Regions from separate parts of the Homo sapiens genome. Here region 2 is linked to region 1. Evidence: chromatin loops called from intact Hi-C (ENCODE). Cell type or tissue: IMR-90. All regions are shown on one strand. Links, peaks and the distances in the headings refer to the core of each region. The heading gives the core; the rest is flanking DNA. Region 1 overlaps CDK5RAP2 (CDK5 regulatory subunit associated protein 2). Region 2 holds the start of LOC105376253 (a long non-coding RNA gene).

What was found. Peaks named below come from ENCODE experiments on the same cell type or tissue, not always from the same donor. Only the 100,000 strongest peaks of a DNase experiment are listed, where the experiment ranks them.
Region 2: a loop joins it to region 1, with 6 times the contacts of the local background. A loop is called at or near these places in 3 of 110 quality-filtered maps.

What each region holds. Positions count from the first base shown.
Region 1 is chr9:120,474,200-120,482,685 of GRCh38, reverse strand. It overlaps CDK5RAP2 (CDK5 regulatory subunit associated protein 2), which reads left to right. Exons shown (of 38, transcript NM_018249.6): 15 at 5,236-5,336. Among named protein-coding and RNA genes, the nearest start is that of CDK5RAP2, 100 kb to the left of the region's middle. In IMR-90, for the core only: a CTCF peak has its summit at 5,074 (motif pointing right); a DNase peak (open chromatin) is centred at 4,905; H3K27ac peaks cover 1,100 bases.
Region 2 is chr9:120,362,989-120,371,474 of GRCh38, reverse strand. LOC105376253 (a long non-coding RNA gene) reads left to right here and starts at 4,620. Exons shown (of 3, transcript XR_002956934.2): 1 at 4,620-4,807. RefSeq lists a silencer at 2,418-2,618. In IMR-90, for the core only: a CTCF peak has its summit at 4,559; a DNase peak (open chromatin) is centred at 4,624; H3K27ac peaks cover 201 bases.

The DNA.
Region 1 (8,486 bases), core at 150-8,149:
GTGCCTGGCTCAGGACACTGCTGCTTGCCAGGAGCCCTCAGCCTTGTAAACAGGTGGCTGACACGCCAGCTCTGGGGGCTGGAGGAGGGCATCTTTATCAGTCAAAGAAGGGCTTGCTGATGAGGTTTGGCCGGAGCAGATCCTGTGAAGTGCCCTGGAGTGTGCCAGTGGATAGTGGTAAATGACAGCACTGGGTCTCAGGGGATAGGCATTCCCCCTGGGACTCTGATGGAGGGATTTCCCAGTTCCACTGAGTTGGAAGGGTAGGAGGAAGGGAGGAGGGCAGGAGCTGAGGAGAATGGTGGCCTGAAAATTCCGAGGAATCTTTGGAATAGCTGCCAGAAAGAAGAAAAGAGCCTGAACTGATATCCAGGCCCTGGTGTGGCAGGCAGTGGGCTGTCCTCCTCTAGGACTAAGAGCCAGCCTGCAGAGGTCCTGTTAAGATACTGGGTCCCACATACATACATTCCTGGAGTCTCTGTGCCATCCATCAGAAATCCATATTTATTGTTTTTTTTCCCCAACCTTTCTTGGTTGGCTTTGAAGTTACATACTTAAGCACAAATTCTGACTGTAGCAGTTACTAGCTTAGTGGACTCAAACAAGTTACTTCTGCTCTCAGAGAGTCAGTTTCATCATCTGAAAAATGGGAAGTTCCCTGGAATGCTGTGGCAACTAGAGATGATATGTTGGTAGCTAGTATAGCACTTGGAGCATAAGAATAATAGTAACAGCTGACATATATCAAGTGTTTGCCTCAAGCCGGGCATCATTCTGAGAACTTTGTCTGGATTAACTCATTTAATCTCTTTAACGCTCCAGGACATATGTAGAATTACTACCACTACTTAGAGGTAAGAATATTGACATACAGGCCCGGCACGGTGGCTCACGCCTGTAATCCCAGCACTTTGGGAGGCCCAGGTGGGCGGATTGCCTGAGCTCAGGAGTTCGCAACCATCCTGGGCAACACGGTGAAACCCCGTCTCTACTAAAATACAAAAAATTAGCCGAGTGTGGCGGTGTGCGCCTGTGGTCCCAACTACTTGGGAGGCTAAGGCAGGAGAATTGCTTGAACCTGGGAGGTGGAGGTTGCATTGAGCAGAGAGTGCGTCACTGCACTCTAGCCTGGGAGACAGAGAGAGACTCCATCTCAAAAAAAAAAAAAGAAAAAAAAAAAAAAGAAAACAATATTGACATACAGAGAAGTTGAGTAACTTGTTCAAGGTCACATGGTTCATAAAGTCACACACTCTTAATCATCACTGCCTCTCATGTTAGGTGCTCAAGAAACAATAGATTTTCTTATTTTGTCACTGGCTTTTCTTATTTTATTTGGCTGACCTTTATGTGGCTGACAGTGATGATGTTACCCTTGCCAAGCACCCAGATGCATTATATTTAAGGCATCTATTATGGGGCAGTGATGGGTGGGCTGAAGAGCATGGGCCTTGAAGCCCACACCTGGCCTCACCATCCTGACCTTGACCATGAACAGCCTTGTGTGTCACAGTTTCCTCATCTCTAAAATGGGGAGTGTAGTAACACGTAAGCACATTGGGTCATTGTGAAGATTAAATGAGAAAATGCCTGGAAAGCACTTAGCATGGTGGCTGACACACTGGCCCTGGAGAGCCTCCTTGGTTTTCATGTCCTCTTTAAATCCTCCCCACTCTTCTCTGAGGTCCTCTGGCTGCACACGTGGTTGTGTGCAGGTGGGAGCTGAGAGAATCCCACATGATACTGTTGTTGTGTACAAAAGGCATTTGGGAACTCCTTGTGCCAGTGACATGTGGCATGATTTACAAAAGGGCCTGACATTTCCAGCAGTCTGGATGACTAACTTATCATGACCAGACTGGTGGTTTAGCATTTAAAAGCTTTAATTGGCAGGTGGTGCCTTGGCCTTGTTTTGTCAGGATTGGAAGCACAACAGTATTCTCCTGGATCAGGGCTTCTTCACCTTTCTTGCCCTCTGCATCCTTTTGGCAATCTACTGAAGCCAGAGACCCCTATCTTGAAAAAATGTTTAAATGCATACAATATATGTGTAGGATACTAAAGGAAACCAAATATTTTGAAATTAGGTTATCAAAATATAAAAAAATTATGCTATGGAAATGATGCTTCTTTATTAATATGTTAAATAGTAAGATATGGTGGTGAGTATAAGTAACTGCCGTAGCTATGAAGTAGTGATAAGAATGAATATTTTGAGATATCTGCAACATATACAAAATAACTATTTCTTTTGATGACAAAGTCAAGGTAATACTACTAGTATTACTATGGTTTGTAGCAATAGCAGTATTCCTTCAATTCATAATTGAAGGTAATGCTAAATTTCAGTTAGAGGTTAGTGGAAATAGGGATGTAATTTTTTTCCCTTGCTCATATTCCTACAGCCTGTAAATTTTAATCAAGTTGAAAACCCCTGTCGTAGGTGGTATGTCTTAGCTTTAGGAGAAAACACAAGTCAATATAAACTACAAAGGCTGTTTGCAGCCCCAATTTCTTGACGGACTGAACATCCGCCTCCAGCATTTAGAGAGCATTTAGTTGGTGCTAGGCATCATGCTGGATATTCTGTATGCATTAACTTTATTTTAACATTTTTTCTTATTTTGAAATAGTTTTAAATTTGTAGAAAAATACAAAAATAAAGGATTGTATTTTTTTCTGAGCCTTTTGAGAGAAAGTTGCCAATGTGAAGCCTTGTCCCCTCTGAATGTGCTAGTGTATATTTCTTGTAAACAGGAACATTCTCCTGTATAACCTCAGCCCAGCCACTACAACCAGGAAATTAGCCTGGACTGATTTCCTTCATTGCTACCTTCTAATCCTCAGACTCATTTGAATTTCATCAGTTGTCTCAATAACACCCTTTGTAGTGAAAGGATCCTATTCAGGATCATGCCTTGCATTTAATAGTCTTGATTCTTTAGTCTTTAGTTTGGAACAGTTCTAAAATCTTTCCTTGACTTTCATAACCTTGACACTTTTGAAGTGCCTGGGCCAGTTATACCATAGAATGTCCCTTCAGTTTGGGTTGTTTGTCTGGTGTTTTCTTGCTGATTAGATTCAGTTTATGCATCTTTGGCAGGAATATCACAGTAGCGATGCTATGTTCTTCTCATTGTGTCCTGTCTGATGGTACACAGTTGGATTTGCCCCATTACTGGCCATGCTAACTTTGATAACTTTATCAAGATAGTGTCTGCCAGGTGTCTTGACTGTCTAGTTATGCTTTTTTCCCTTTGTATTTAATAAGTATTTTGGGGGAGGTGTTTTGAGTCTATGTAAACATCTTGACTTTTACCTACTAGTTTTAGCATCCTTTTGTGTTTCTTGGCTGAATTATTTATTACTGTGATGGTTGGCGAAGGGTGATTTTTCTAATTCCATTATTCTTTTTACATTTATTAGTCATCATCATTTTTCTATAAAGAAAAACCTACTCTTTTTCCCTCCTATTCATATCAATATGGATTTATGAATTCCTGTTTTATTTGGTGGGTTATAATCTGTTACTATCAGTTATTATCAGTGGGTTATAAACCATTACTCATTATTTCAATGCTCAAATCATCCCAGATTTGGCTTGTGGGAGCCTTTCCAAACTGGGTCTGTGTGTCCTTTTGACAACATTCCATCATTATTTAAGCATTTCTTTAAAAATTTTTTCAGCTTTGAGTTATAATTGACAAATTAAAATTGCATGTATTTAAGGTACACTAGATATTTGGATATATATATACATTGTGAAATGATCACCATAATCAAATTAATTGGCATATCGATCATCTCACATTGTTACCTTTTTTTGTGTGATGAAAAAACCTAAAATCTACCCTCCTGGCACATTTCAAGTGTAAAATACAGTATTTTTTGTTTGTTTGTTTGTTATTTCAGGGTCTTGCTCTGTTGCCCAGGCTTCAGTGCAGTGGTATGATCCTAGCTCATTGCAGTCTCAAACTTCTGGGCTCAAGGGATCCTCCTGTCTTAGCCTCCCAAATAGCTGGGACTATAGGTGCATGCCACCATATCCAGCGAATGTTTTTATCTTTTACTTTTTTGTAGAGGCGGGGGTCTCACTATGTTGCCCAGGCTGGTCTTGAACTCCGGGCCTCAAGTGATTTTCCCGCCTTGGCCTCCCACAGAGCTGGGATTATAGGTGTGAGCCGCTGTGCCTGGCCAGGGTATTGTTACATATAGTCATCATGCTGTATATTACATCTCTGGAATTTATTCATCTTGCGTAACTAAAACTTTGTTCCCTTTCACCAACATCTCCCATATCCTCATCCCTCCAGCCCCTGGCAACCACTGTTCTATAAGCACTTCCTCATTTTTTGGCACAATAAAATGCTATACACATATCTTTTATTGTTCCTGATTTTCCTTGTCCTAATACGGGAATCAGCCATTTCTCCAGGTATCCCTGGTTCCTTACAGTATGCAATTTATCTTTCATCTGCTCTGTAACTCCATAAGGCAGTGGTAATTGTCCACCAGTTTTACAGGTGAGAATACCAAGGCTCCTAGTAAGTAACTTCCCAGAGTCTCAGAACTGGTAGGTGGCAGAACCAAATTTTGAACATTAAAAAATTTCACATTTGTGAATGTGAATTCATAAAATGACATCCACATTTCATAAATGAGGAGACTGAAGCTCATAGAGTTTTGTTAAGCTACTTACCCAAGATCATACCTCCAGTAAGTGGCAGAGATCCAACTCAGATTTCTTCATCATCACTGTGTTCTGGATGCCTCCCAAGAATACCTCAGTTGACCTCTTCTACTTGACTGTAACTAAATCCCTAGTCCCCAGTACTTGCCAGGTTTTGGTTTGTGAATTTCTCTTCTTTGGAGCAACAGTGAATATGGAAAGATATTTTTTTTGTAGTGTTTTAAAAACGATGAACAGCAGCTCTGAGGGATGACAGACTCATGATGGGCTAATCCCATAGCTGGTGCGTCTTCCTAGCAGCTGTTGGAAGCAGTATTGGAAGCTCAGCTCTCTGCTTTGTTCTGGGATGAGTGATGGGCAGTCATTCCCCACTCCTCCTGAAGGTGGTGCTCTCTGACTGTGGCCTGAGCCAGAGCCAGGCACAGGGCCTCTCTCACCTTCGTTTGATTTTAAAAACTGGGACTAGCTACATATGTTTGCATAATATAAGGATGTACTCTTTCAAAATTCTTTCCTTAATGTCAAATGCCCATTGTCATTTCCAGGAAAAGAAACAATCATCAGACTATGAAGAGCTGATTCAGGTCTTAAAGAAAGAGCAGGACATCTATACCCATCTGGTCAAATCTCTGCAGGAATCAGACAGGTAAGCGTTTCTGTCTGGACATCACACATGTGAATGCGAACACACACACATGCACGCGCATACACGCACACACCCTTTCAATCAGTGCTGATCTCTAAGGCAGCAAAGCCCTGCCAGTTTGCTTATGGAGCTTATAAAGCTTGGGTGGCGACTGCCCTATTTGATAGTCACATATACCTGTTTTCTATCAAGAATTGTCTGATTTTTGGCAACAAAATTGATTACTCAGGTTTTAAAATCATGATTACTCAGGTTTTAAAAATACTTTATTATATATTTAGAAAGTGCTTCTATGTGTATTATCTCATATGATCCTCACAGCCTTTCTGTGAAGTAATAATAATGCTATCCCTGTGTTTTCTATAAGGTCATGAAAACTAAGATAGGGTAAGTGACTTGCTCAAAGTCACACAGATGTCAAGTGACAGAACCCTGGGACTCAAGCAAGTCTCCCTATCTCTGCAGAATTGCTGAAATGAGTTGCTGCCAGCAAGGTGTGGTGGGGAGAGCCAACTCTAGGATAGAGGCCTTGTTCTAGCCCTGACTCTCCCACTTTCTAGCTCTGTGTCCACAGGCAAGTGCTGCTCTGGGCCTCTGTCCATGTGTCTGTACACACAGGGTTGGCCTCAGGGACTTCTCAGAATTGAGAAGTCCTTTTTTTTTTTTTTTTTGAGATGGAGTCTTGCTCTGTTGCCCAGGCTGGAGTGCAGTGGCAGGATCTCGGCTCACTGCAACCTCCGCCTCCCGGGTTCAAGCGATTCTCCTGCCTCAGCCTCCCAAGTAGTTGGGACTACAGGCACATACCACCACGCCCGGCTAATTTTTTGCATTTTTAGTAGAGATGGTGTTTCACCATGTTAGCCAGGATGGTCTTGATCTCCTGACCTCAGGATCCACCCACCTCCGCCTCCCAAAGTGCTGGGATTACAAGTGTTGGTCACCTCTCTCTACACAGTGGGATGGGTACAGCTGAAAGGATATGATGTCTGGGATTCATTTCCAAACAGTGCAGAAGCTGAGGACGTGGGTGGGAATATCAAAAGAACAAGATTGGCCCTGGCTCTCTGATTGTTGGGGCTGGGGTATGTGTAGATGGGGGAGAGGTTCATTACAGTAGTTTTTTTTTTTTCCTTTTGTATATGTCTAAAATTTTCTATAATGAAAAGTTAAAAAAGAATCACCCCTCATTTCTCCCTCTCATATGTCCTCTGCTCTTACCATAGTGAGCTCTTTATCGTTCCCTGGGCTGTGTGTTCCTGCCTGTACCTTCACCTGTGTTTCCTACCCTTCTATTCCCAACCTTTCCCCTACTTTGTCTCCTCCCAGTCCTTTAGAATTTAGCTTGAATGTTACATTTGTCAGGCAGCCCAGCTAATCCCCAAAACAGTTGCCTCTCTGTGTTTCTGCCCTGCGTGGGGAGGTCACCTTCTGTAGCCGTCTGTGCCTGCTCTGCCTCCTCACCTGTGTTGGAGCTCCCTCAGGGCAGGGGTCCCACCTTACTGTCTCTGCTCCCCAGGGCCTGGTACAGAGTAGGCATTTGGGAAATGTTCTGTGCAGGAATGCCCCTCCCTGCCATGTTGATCTTCTAAATTATGAGATAATTTCCAGATTTTTTCATAGGAAATGAGTTTAGGGAAAATGAAAACATGCTGCTGAAATTCTGGGAGTAGGCGTCACTCTCTGAAAGTGAGTTTTTTCAAGAAACCTCAGCTGCTGGTCATTTTCACTTGGCAAGTGGTGTTGGGGGAGGTGGGCGGTGGGAGCGAGCAGTGGGGGGCACTGGGGGTTGAGTCGTGTGGAAACTCACAGAGGGAGTGGACACATTTCATTTCAATTGCGCAGCTTCTCTGGGTAGGAGCCAGGTTGATTCTGGGTACTGAGAGGCCTTGTGGGTGGATATGGTTGCTCCTGAGTCTTCTCAGCTTCATGAGGGGCTCCCAAGTTTCACAGGCTCTTTCTTAATGAATGAAAACTTGGATGGGACTGAGGCGGGTCAGGGCTAACTCGGACTAACAAAGACTAACCGGGACTAACAAGGTTTCTTAAAAGGCTTCCTGTTCATCTTCAGACTTGTAATACATTCAGTGGGAGACAGACCTAGGTCCACATCTCAGCTCTGCCACTCAGCAGCCCTGAGCTCTTGGGTAAGTAATTTCTCACCCTGAGCCTCAGTGTGTTTGTGAAATTGAGATTGGCTGGTCTGCCTACTTACCTACCTACTTAGATGTCTACCTGCTTTACAGGGTTGTGTTGAAACTAGAGAGGACACTGTGTAAAGACCTAATACTTCCTGGCATGTAGTAAGCACTCAGTAAATGGTAAGATTTCTTAAGAATAATGACAGCATGAAAAGCTTACATATGTCTCAATATTTCATCATGCATAAACTTAGTTTACAGGAGGTTTTTGAATCCTCAGACCTTGGCATATCCAGAGGGCAGAATGTGGGCTAAGGAAGGTAGAGCTCTCTTCTGTAACTCCAGCACTGTTCACTCTGGAAATTGACAGGAAAGGTGGATGACCCTGAAGACAGATGATGTACTGTGATTAAAACTGGAAAGGGAAGTCAAGAAGGGAGGAAACTCATTGTGAGCAAGAATGTGGCTGATCCTTTCACTTTTACTATTTATTCTTCACAGCAGCACTTAGAAGTTGGTGGATGATCCCCAAATTACAGAAGTGGAAATGTGCATTCTAAGACACCCGGTGTTCCGCAGTGAAGGATTATCAGTGCTTAGGTCGTCTTGGCTCCCAACCCAGGTTCTTGCTGATACACTCCCCATCTTGAGGACTAGCACAGTTTCCCTGTAACTCAGGATTTCTCAGCCTCAGCAGTATGAGGCTTTGAGGCTGGATAATTTTTTTGTCATGAGGGCATGTCCTGTGCTTTGTAAGATGTTTAACAATCCCCGGCCTCTACCATGGGAGGGTCGGCACACCTGATCCTCCCATGGCAGTTGTAACAACCAAAAATGTCTCCAGACATGGCCAAATGTCCCCTGGCGGGTGGGGGCAAAATCATCTCCAGATGATTATCATTGCTGTAACTCATGAAAATCAGCAATCTTGGCTCATAAATATTGTCTTCTGTATGGGAGTTGTTAGAGTATGTGGAAGGAAGGAAATGATGTTTGTTGAGCATCTCATATG
Region 2 (8,486 bases), core at 211-8,210, 110 kb after region 1:
CCAGCGACACACAACTTGGGGGAGATCTATCAGGGAGGACTGGCATGGCCTTCAGTGAGGTTTGGAAGCAAGGAGGCCAAGGAGGTCTGGAAAATACCTTGCCTTTGGGGAAGGGGGACTGTTTCATGTGTGGGTGGTGATGGCACCCTTGGGACTGGCCACCTGGCATCCTGGATGTGTTACTGTGAACGAAGAGAGCAGCAAGGCTAAATGTGCCAGCTATGACAATGCATACAAATGGTTAAAGCCTCTTATTGAACTGATGAAAACATTTATGCTGAGTGATCAGTAGTGAAAAACTAGAAGTACCTAAAATATTCAATAATAGGAGCTTGATTAAATAGATTTTGGTACTCTGGAGTATGATACTGGCCAAAAAAAATCTTTGAGAATTGTTAATGAAATGGAGATATGCTCATAATATAATGTTGAATGGAGAAAGCAGGATGCAATATGTGATATGATTTCAGGGGTGTTAGTAAAACTGAATGGAACAGAGTCCGCCAAAATGTTAACAGGGTTTAAATCTGGATTGTGGGATTGTGGGTGACTTTTATTTCCTTCTTTATCTTTCTGTGTTTGCTGCAATAAACAATATTACTTATATTACTTGCAATAAAAATATTATAAAAACAATATTACTTTTACAATAAGAAAAAAAAACCCATAAAAATTTACAAAAGGAGGCTGACACCACTTAATTCACAAGTGACACTATCTTAGTGGAGAGCCATTACTATTCCTTCCACAGTGATTTTTCTTACCATATCCAGAGGCACAGATCACCTGAATCATACCCTGCTCCCTCAAATATCCCATTTCTGCATGAGGATGGCATTTATTTATTTTTTTAAATTTTCTTTTTTTTTTTTTTGAGACGGAGTCTCTCGCTGTTGCCCGGGCCGGTGTGCAGTGGTGCAATCTCAGCTCACTGAAACCTCCACCTCCCAGATTCAAGCAATTCTCCTGCCTCAGCCTCCCGAGTAGCTGGGATTACAGGTGCCCGCCACCATACCTGGCTAATTTTTTTGTTGTTGTGTTTTTATTGGAGATGGAGTTTCACTATGTTGGCCAGGCTGGTCTCGAACTCCTGACCTCGCGATCCGCCTACCTCGGCCTCCCAAAGTGCTGGGATTACAGGTGTCAGCCACAGCGCCTGGCTGAGGGTGGCATTTATAAATGCAAAATAGAGTTAAAGGAAGAAAGGACCGGACGATCAAATACCTAGTAGGAAGAAGAAGGAGAAGCAGGAGGAGAAAATGAAGACAATTGTAGCTGAGTGACCCATGATTACTGGGGGAGCTATTTTCATTCCAGTGATTGGAAGGGGCTGCAGTGAGTCATTCACACTCCCTCACCCTCACCACTTGGGAATTATGGCATATATATATTTGTGGGGTGGTTGGGCAGAATTAGGTAGGATGCAATCTGTGGTCAGAGAACAGAAGCAGTTTGACTGACCAAGGAACTGAACTAATCATCATAAAAAATGAAACCCCAGAGTGTTTATAAAGTACGTTTTCCTGTTTTATTTCACCATCTCAACAACCCCATGGGGTAGATAGTATTATCTCTATTTTGGTAACAAGGAGGCTAAGGTCAGAGATGCTAAGAATTTTGTCCAAGTTGCATAGCTCCTAGCAGGATTTGGACTTTTGGCTGGCCGTCCAAATGTCGAGTTTTGATCACACCCCTTGTGACCATCACTGTACCAGATGGTGTTCTGGCCACTGAAAAACACTGGTGGCCTGATCCTGAAAGCCTTAGGGTCACCATTTGGGCTGTGGTTCTAACACCTTTTCCTGGAATTCCTTGCTGGTGAACTCCTCTTCTTTCTAGAAGATTCCCTGGGTTAGCACCACACATTAGCAGAACATATGAGCCAAATGGCTTTCCCAGCCTTTTTTTTTTAAGCAAAAGGGGAATTCAAGCTCGGCATGGTGCCTCATGCCTACAATCCCAGCACTTTGGGAGGCTGAGATGGGTGGACTGCTTGAGCCTGGGAGATCAAGACCAGCTTGGGCAACATGATGAAACCCTGCCTCTACAAAAAATACAGAAATTAGCCAGGCCTGGTGGCATGTGCCTGTAGTTCCAACTACTTGGGAGGCTGAGGTGGGAGGATCACTCGAGCCCAGGAGGTTGAGGCGGCAAATGAGCTGAGATCATGCCACTGCTCTCCAGCCTGCGTGACAGAGTGAGAGTCTGTCTCAAAAAAAGAGGTAGGAGAGAATTCAATGGGTAAGATAACAGAAATCTGAAGAATAATATATGCTTCAGGCACATCCAGGGATTCAATAATGTCATCAGCTCTGATGTTGCTTCAGTCTATATGCAGATTCGTGTCCAGTAGCAGGCAGATGGATACAGAAAGCCCCAGGGTACCATTCTCCTGACTTGACAGTGCTGGCCTAAAATCAGCATCTTCCCCAACAGTGCTGGTGAAAAAGTCCCAGGGAAGGTTCTGATTGGCCAGGATGGGTCATGTGACCACTCCTGTGGCCACAAGGGCAGGTCTGCCCTACCTCACACATGCAAATGGGTATCCCCAGGGAAAGAGGGGTGTTCTCACCAAACAAAAACAGATGTCTATCAACAATTGAAGCTTTAAATATAGTTCTATTTCTTGACTCATCTTCTTTGGACATATTTGTTGCCTCTCTGCTGAGAAAGTTGAGGAATTGAGCACACTTTATTGCCTTCCAACTCTCCTGTCCCTTGCTGAATTTTGCAGTTACAGACATTATTCTTATTTCTTCTACAGATTGCCTTTTTAAGTTTTAATAACCTACTATCTATTTCTTGATTTATTTCTTTTGGATTGTAAGTATTGATCTCTGCTATGAAAAATAAAGAAGTCCATGTACTTACACTTTCTTCTGTGTTTCCCATCTGCACCCAATTCTTGTTAAATAATTATTCTTACATTGTCAAGGTTCATAACATTTATATTCACTCTGTTACCATAATGGTCTTTCATGATTTCTCCATAGGTTATTTCTAAAATTTTAAGCCCAATAAAAATATCATTTATATATTTTAGATTGTGGAAATACTCACTGCAGAACCAAGTGATGTGATTAGGCCTGTAGAGATGAGAATGTAATCAATTCTATGTCTGGAAACCCTTACTGCTCAAAGGGAATGTTCTAAACATCAGGGTCAGCAGATTCTCTTATAATTTGGTTTGCACTTTCCTTGATCTTAACTTATCCTTAGATATCATTATTTCCTGTGTCTACTCTTTTTCTCTTTAATGCCAAACTTACCATTTTAATGATTTTAAAGTGTATAAATCAGTGGTGTTAAGCGCATTCATAATATCATGCACTCATCGCTGCTGTCTAGTTCCAGAATTTTTTCCTTACCCTAAAAGGAAACCTTCCATCTATTAAGCAGTCACCCCTCATTCCTCCCTCTCACCACCCCCAGCAACTACTAATCTGCTTTCTATCTCTGTGGATTTGCTTGTTGTGGACATTTAATATAAAGGGAATCATATAACATGTGGCCTTTTGTGTCTGGCTTCTTCATGTAACAAAATGTTTTTAAGGTTCATCCATGTTGTAGCATGTATGGGTGCGTCATTCCTTGTTCACAGCTGAATGATATTCCATTGTATGGATGCACCATATTTTATTTATCCTGTCATCAATTGATGGATATTTGGGTTGTTTCCACCTTTTGGCTATGGTGAATAGTGTTGCTGTGAACATTTGTGTATCAATATTTGTTTGAGTTTCTGCTTTCAATTCTTTTTACTTTTTTTTTTTTTGAGACAGGGTCTTACCCTGTCACCCAGGCTGGAATGCAGTGGTGCAATCACAGCTCACTACAGCCTCGACCTCCTGGACTCAGGTGATTCTCCCACTTCAGCCTCCCAGGTAGCTGGGACTACAGGCCATGCCCAACTATTTTTTTGTATTTTTTTTTTTTTTTTTTTGAGACGGAGTCTCGCTCTGTCGCCCAGGCCGGACTGCGGACTGCAGTGGCGCAATCTCGGCTCACTGCAAGCTCCGCTTCCCGGGTTCACGCCATTCTCCTGCCTCAGCCTCCCGAGTAGCTGGGACTACAGGCGCCCGCCACCATGCCCGGCTAATTTTTTTTTTGTATTTTTAGTAGAGACGGGGTTTCACCTTGTTAGCCAGGATGGTCTCGATCTCCTGACCTCATGATCCACCCGCCTTGGCCTCCCAAAGTGCTGGGATTACAGGCGTGAGCCACTGTGCCCAGCCTGCTTTCAGTTATTTTGGGTAGATGCTTAGGAGTGAAATTGTTAGATCGTATGGTAATTCTATGCTTAATTTGTTGATGAACCACCGAACTGTTTTCCAAACTGTGGAACTATAGAACCCTGGGTAAAACTGCTTTTCTTTGGAATTTAGAAGCTGTGGGAGGCTCAATGGTTCCCCTAAAATATCCAGGTCCTAATTCCTGGAATCTGTGAACATTATATGGCAAAGGGGACTTTGTAGATGTGATTATGGAACTTGAGAGGGAGAGATTATCCTGGACTATTCAGGAGGGCCCTAAATGTAATCCCAAGAGTCCTTCCTAGAGGGAGGTAGAGGGAGATTCATCTAGAGAGGAAGAAGATGATGTGACTACTGAAGCAATGTTCTGTGCTCCTGCTGGCTTTGAAGCAGGAAGAGGCCGGGAGCCAAGGAATGTAAGGAATGCAGCTCTAGAAGCTGGAAAAGGCCAGGAAACCAAGCGGAGTGTCCTTTGGAGCCTCTGGACGGTGTGCAGTCGGACAGCTTGGTTTCTGTCTAATGAAACTCATTTCAGGCTTCTCACCTCCAGAACTGTAAGAGAGTAAATCTGTGTTGTTTTAAGCCATTAAGTCTGTGGTCATTGATTACAGCAGCGCTAGGCATTTAAGATAGAGGCCTTGCTATTTCCTACAGCATTCGGTAGGGTGGATAACTTTGGTAGGCAGTGTTTTTGCTCTCCAGAAGCGTTTAAAATTTTCTCTCTTTTTTTTTTTTTTTGAGGTGGAGTCTCGCTCTTGTTGCCCAGGCTGGAGTGCAGTGGCGTGATCTCAGCTCACTGCAATTCCCACCTCCCAGGTTCAAACAATTATCCTGCCTCGCCTCCCAAGTGGCTGGGATTACAGGCACCTGCCACCACGCCTGGCTAATTTTTCTTTTTTGTAGTAGAGACGGGGTTTCACCATGTTGGCCAGGCTGATCTGAAACTCCTGACCTCAAGTCATCCGCCTGCCTTGGCCTCCCAAAGTGTTGGGATTACAGGCATGAGCCCAGTGTGCCTGGTACAAAATTTCTTGCTTATCTTTGGAATGCCAAAAATCTCACCTAGAGCTGCATCTTTCTCATTCATCCTGCTTGGCGTTAGTGCCTTCTGTTCTCTAAGGCTGCAGGTATCCCCAGCATCCCAAATGCAGCCCCTTGACAAATCTCCTGATGACATCCCCATCCCTGAGGCCAGCACAGCTGTTGGCATTAGTGACTTGGAGCCTGGACCTTCTTTTAGCCTCTCTGGAAGTCGCAGGGTAAGTTCTGCTGTCTTGGATCGTGGTTTGCTCAGCTTTCCCCTGTCAATTCGTTGGTGCGTTTTTACTTATTTTTTTACTTCAAACATTTTAAAACAGATACAAAAGCAGAGACTAGCATGGTGAAATCCCAGATGCCCATGATCCAGTTTCAACAGTGATATGGTTTGGATCTGTGTCCCCACCCAAATCTCATGTTGAATTGTAATCCCCAGTGTTGGAGATGGGGCCTGCTGGGAGGTGATTGAATCATGGGGACAGATTTCCCTGTTGGTGCTGTTCTTGTGATAGTGAGAGTGAGTTCTCATGAGATGTGGTCATTTAAAAGTGTGTGAACCTCCCCCTCTTCTCTCTCTCCTTTCTGCTCAGGCCCTGTGAGATGAGCCTGCTTCCCCTTTGCCTTCCACCACAATTGTAAGTTTCCTGAGGCCTCCCCAGAAGCAGAAGTCGCTATGATTCCCTATACAGCTTGAAGAACCATGAGCCAATTCAACCTCTTTTCTTTTCTTTTTTATTATTTTAAATTCTGGGGTACAAGTGCAGAATGTGCAGGTTTGTTACATAGGTAAATGTGTGCCACGGTGGTTTGCTGCACCTATTGACCTGTCACCTAAGTGTTAAGCCCAACACACGTTAGCTATTTTTCCTGAACTTCGCCCTCTCCCCACTTCTCCCCTCTTCTGACAGGCCCCAGTATGTGTTGTTCCTCTCCCTGTGTCCATGTGTTCTCATCGTTCAGCTCCCACTTATGAGTGAGAACATGTGGTGTTTGGTTTTCTGTTCCTGTGTTAGTTTGCTAAGGATAGTGGCTTCCAGCTCCATCCATGTCTCTGCAAAGGACATGATCTCATTCTTTTTTATGGCTGCATAGTATTCCATGGTGTTTATGTACCACATTCTCTTTATCCAATCTATCACTGATGGATATTTAGGTTGACTCCACATCTTTGCTATTGTGGATAGTGGTGCAATAAACATACACATACATGCATATATATATATATATATTTTTTTTTTTTTTTTTTTTTTTTTCTTTTTTGAGATGGAGTCTCGCTCTGTCACCCAGGCTGGAGTGCAGTGGCGTGGTCTTGACTCACTGCCAGCTCCGCCTCCCGGGTTCACGCCATTCTCCTGCCTCAGTCTCCCGAGTAGCAGGGACTACAGGCGCCCACCACCACGCCCGGCTAATTTTTTGTAATTTCAGTAGAGACGGGGATTCACCATGTTAGCCAGGATGGTCTTGATCTCCTGACCTCGTGATCCGCTCGCCTTAGCCTCCCAAAATTCTAGGATTAAAGGCGTGAGCCGCTGTGCCTGGCCACATATATCTTTATAATAGAATGATATATATACTTTTGGGTATATAACAGCTATCAATATTCCTCTCTACTTGCCTTACTTCCCCTGATTTCTTTTCCTTTTTCTCTTTGTGAAATTAGTGCTCTCCCCACCACCATTAAATATTGAGAAGTGATTCTACATGTTAGAACATGTAGAATATTGAGAAGTGATTCTCAATATTTAATGTGCTAACGAATCACCTGAGGATCTCATTAAATTCCAAATTCTGATTTGGTAATTCTGGGGTAAAATCTGAGCATTTGCATTTCTAACAAGCTCCCAGGTGAAATTGTTTCTGCTAGTCCCCAGGGATGCACTTGAGTAACAAATTCTAGACCCCATGTAATTTCACCCCATACAGCCCAGCCTGTGCTGCTATAAAACATGTAGAATTGGTGCACCTTTAAAATAATCAAATATGCATGCATACATTTTCTTTGTTTATGTGTTGTTCTGTTTTTTTTTTCTTCTGTTAAATTATATACGTTCCTCAAAGGCAGGAACTTTGCTGGTTCTTGTCCCTCTGTATCCTAACCATCTGGTATGGATCACCTTCCTCACTCTGAGAAGATTAAGAATTGCTTCTCTTACTGACCACAAATCAATCTCTCTCTCTCTTTCTCTCTCTCTCTCCCTCTCTCCCCCCTAATCATTGCCTTGCCCAAGCCTCTGCTAGTTCTGTTCTGATAAGATCTCAAGCACTAGAGCAAAGTAGGGAGGTCACAGTGCAGTGCAGGGAGCTTTGGTGTAGGAGGCAGAGGCCTGGGATCTGGCTGTCAGCAGTCGCCTCTCTTAGCTGCTATTGGTGGTGCTTCAAATGTGCTTGACTTTGGAGTCGGCTACTCTCAGTTTCCTCTCCTCACTGCAGGATCCAGGCTGACCACACTTTCTTTGGTCTTTGCCTCAACAGCTAAGGAGAGGGAGGGCTCAAGAAGAGAGCTGCCTCTGTCCCCAGGGAGATGAGAACTATCTCCTAGGAATTAGCTGTGCAAATCCAGACCTGAAAAAGGACAGCAAATGTCACCTTTTCATTCCCCTGCATGATTAGAGCATTCAGTTAGGTCCCATCTAGGACTCAATGGCCCATCTATAAGGCTGTAGTAGGTCTGTGGAAGGTGCAGAAGACAGATCCGGTCCCTGCCCTTGAAGCACTTCCACCTAGACTGTCTTAGTCAGAGGGCTGCTATAACACACTACCAACTGTGAGGCTTAAACAACAGATGTTTAGATGTTTATTTCTCACAGTTCTGCAGGCTGAGGAATCCAAGATCAAGGTGCTGGCCAATTCAGTTCCTGGTAAGTGCTCTCTTCCTAGCTTATAGATAGCTGTCTTCTCGCCATATCATCACATGGCAGAGAGAGAGAGGGGCATGGGTCTCTTCCTCTTCTTATAAAAACATGAATTTGGCCAGGTGCAATGGCTCATGCCTGTAATCCCAGCACTTTGGGAGGCCAAGGTGGGAGGACTGCTTGAACCCCAGAATTCGAGAACCAGCCTGGGCAACATAGCAAAACTCCATTTCTACAAAAAGAAAAAAAAAAAAAGCCAGGTATAGTGGCATGCCTGTAATCCCAGCTGCTTGGGAGGTTGAGGTATGATATGGTTTGACTCTGTATCCCCACCCAAATCTCA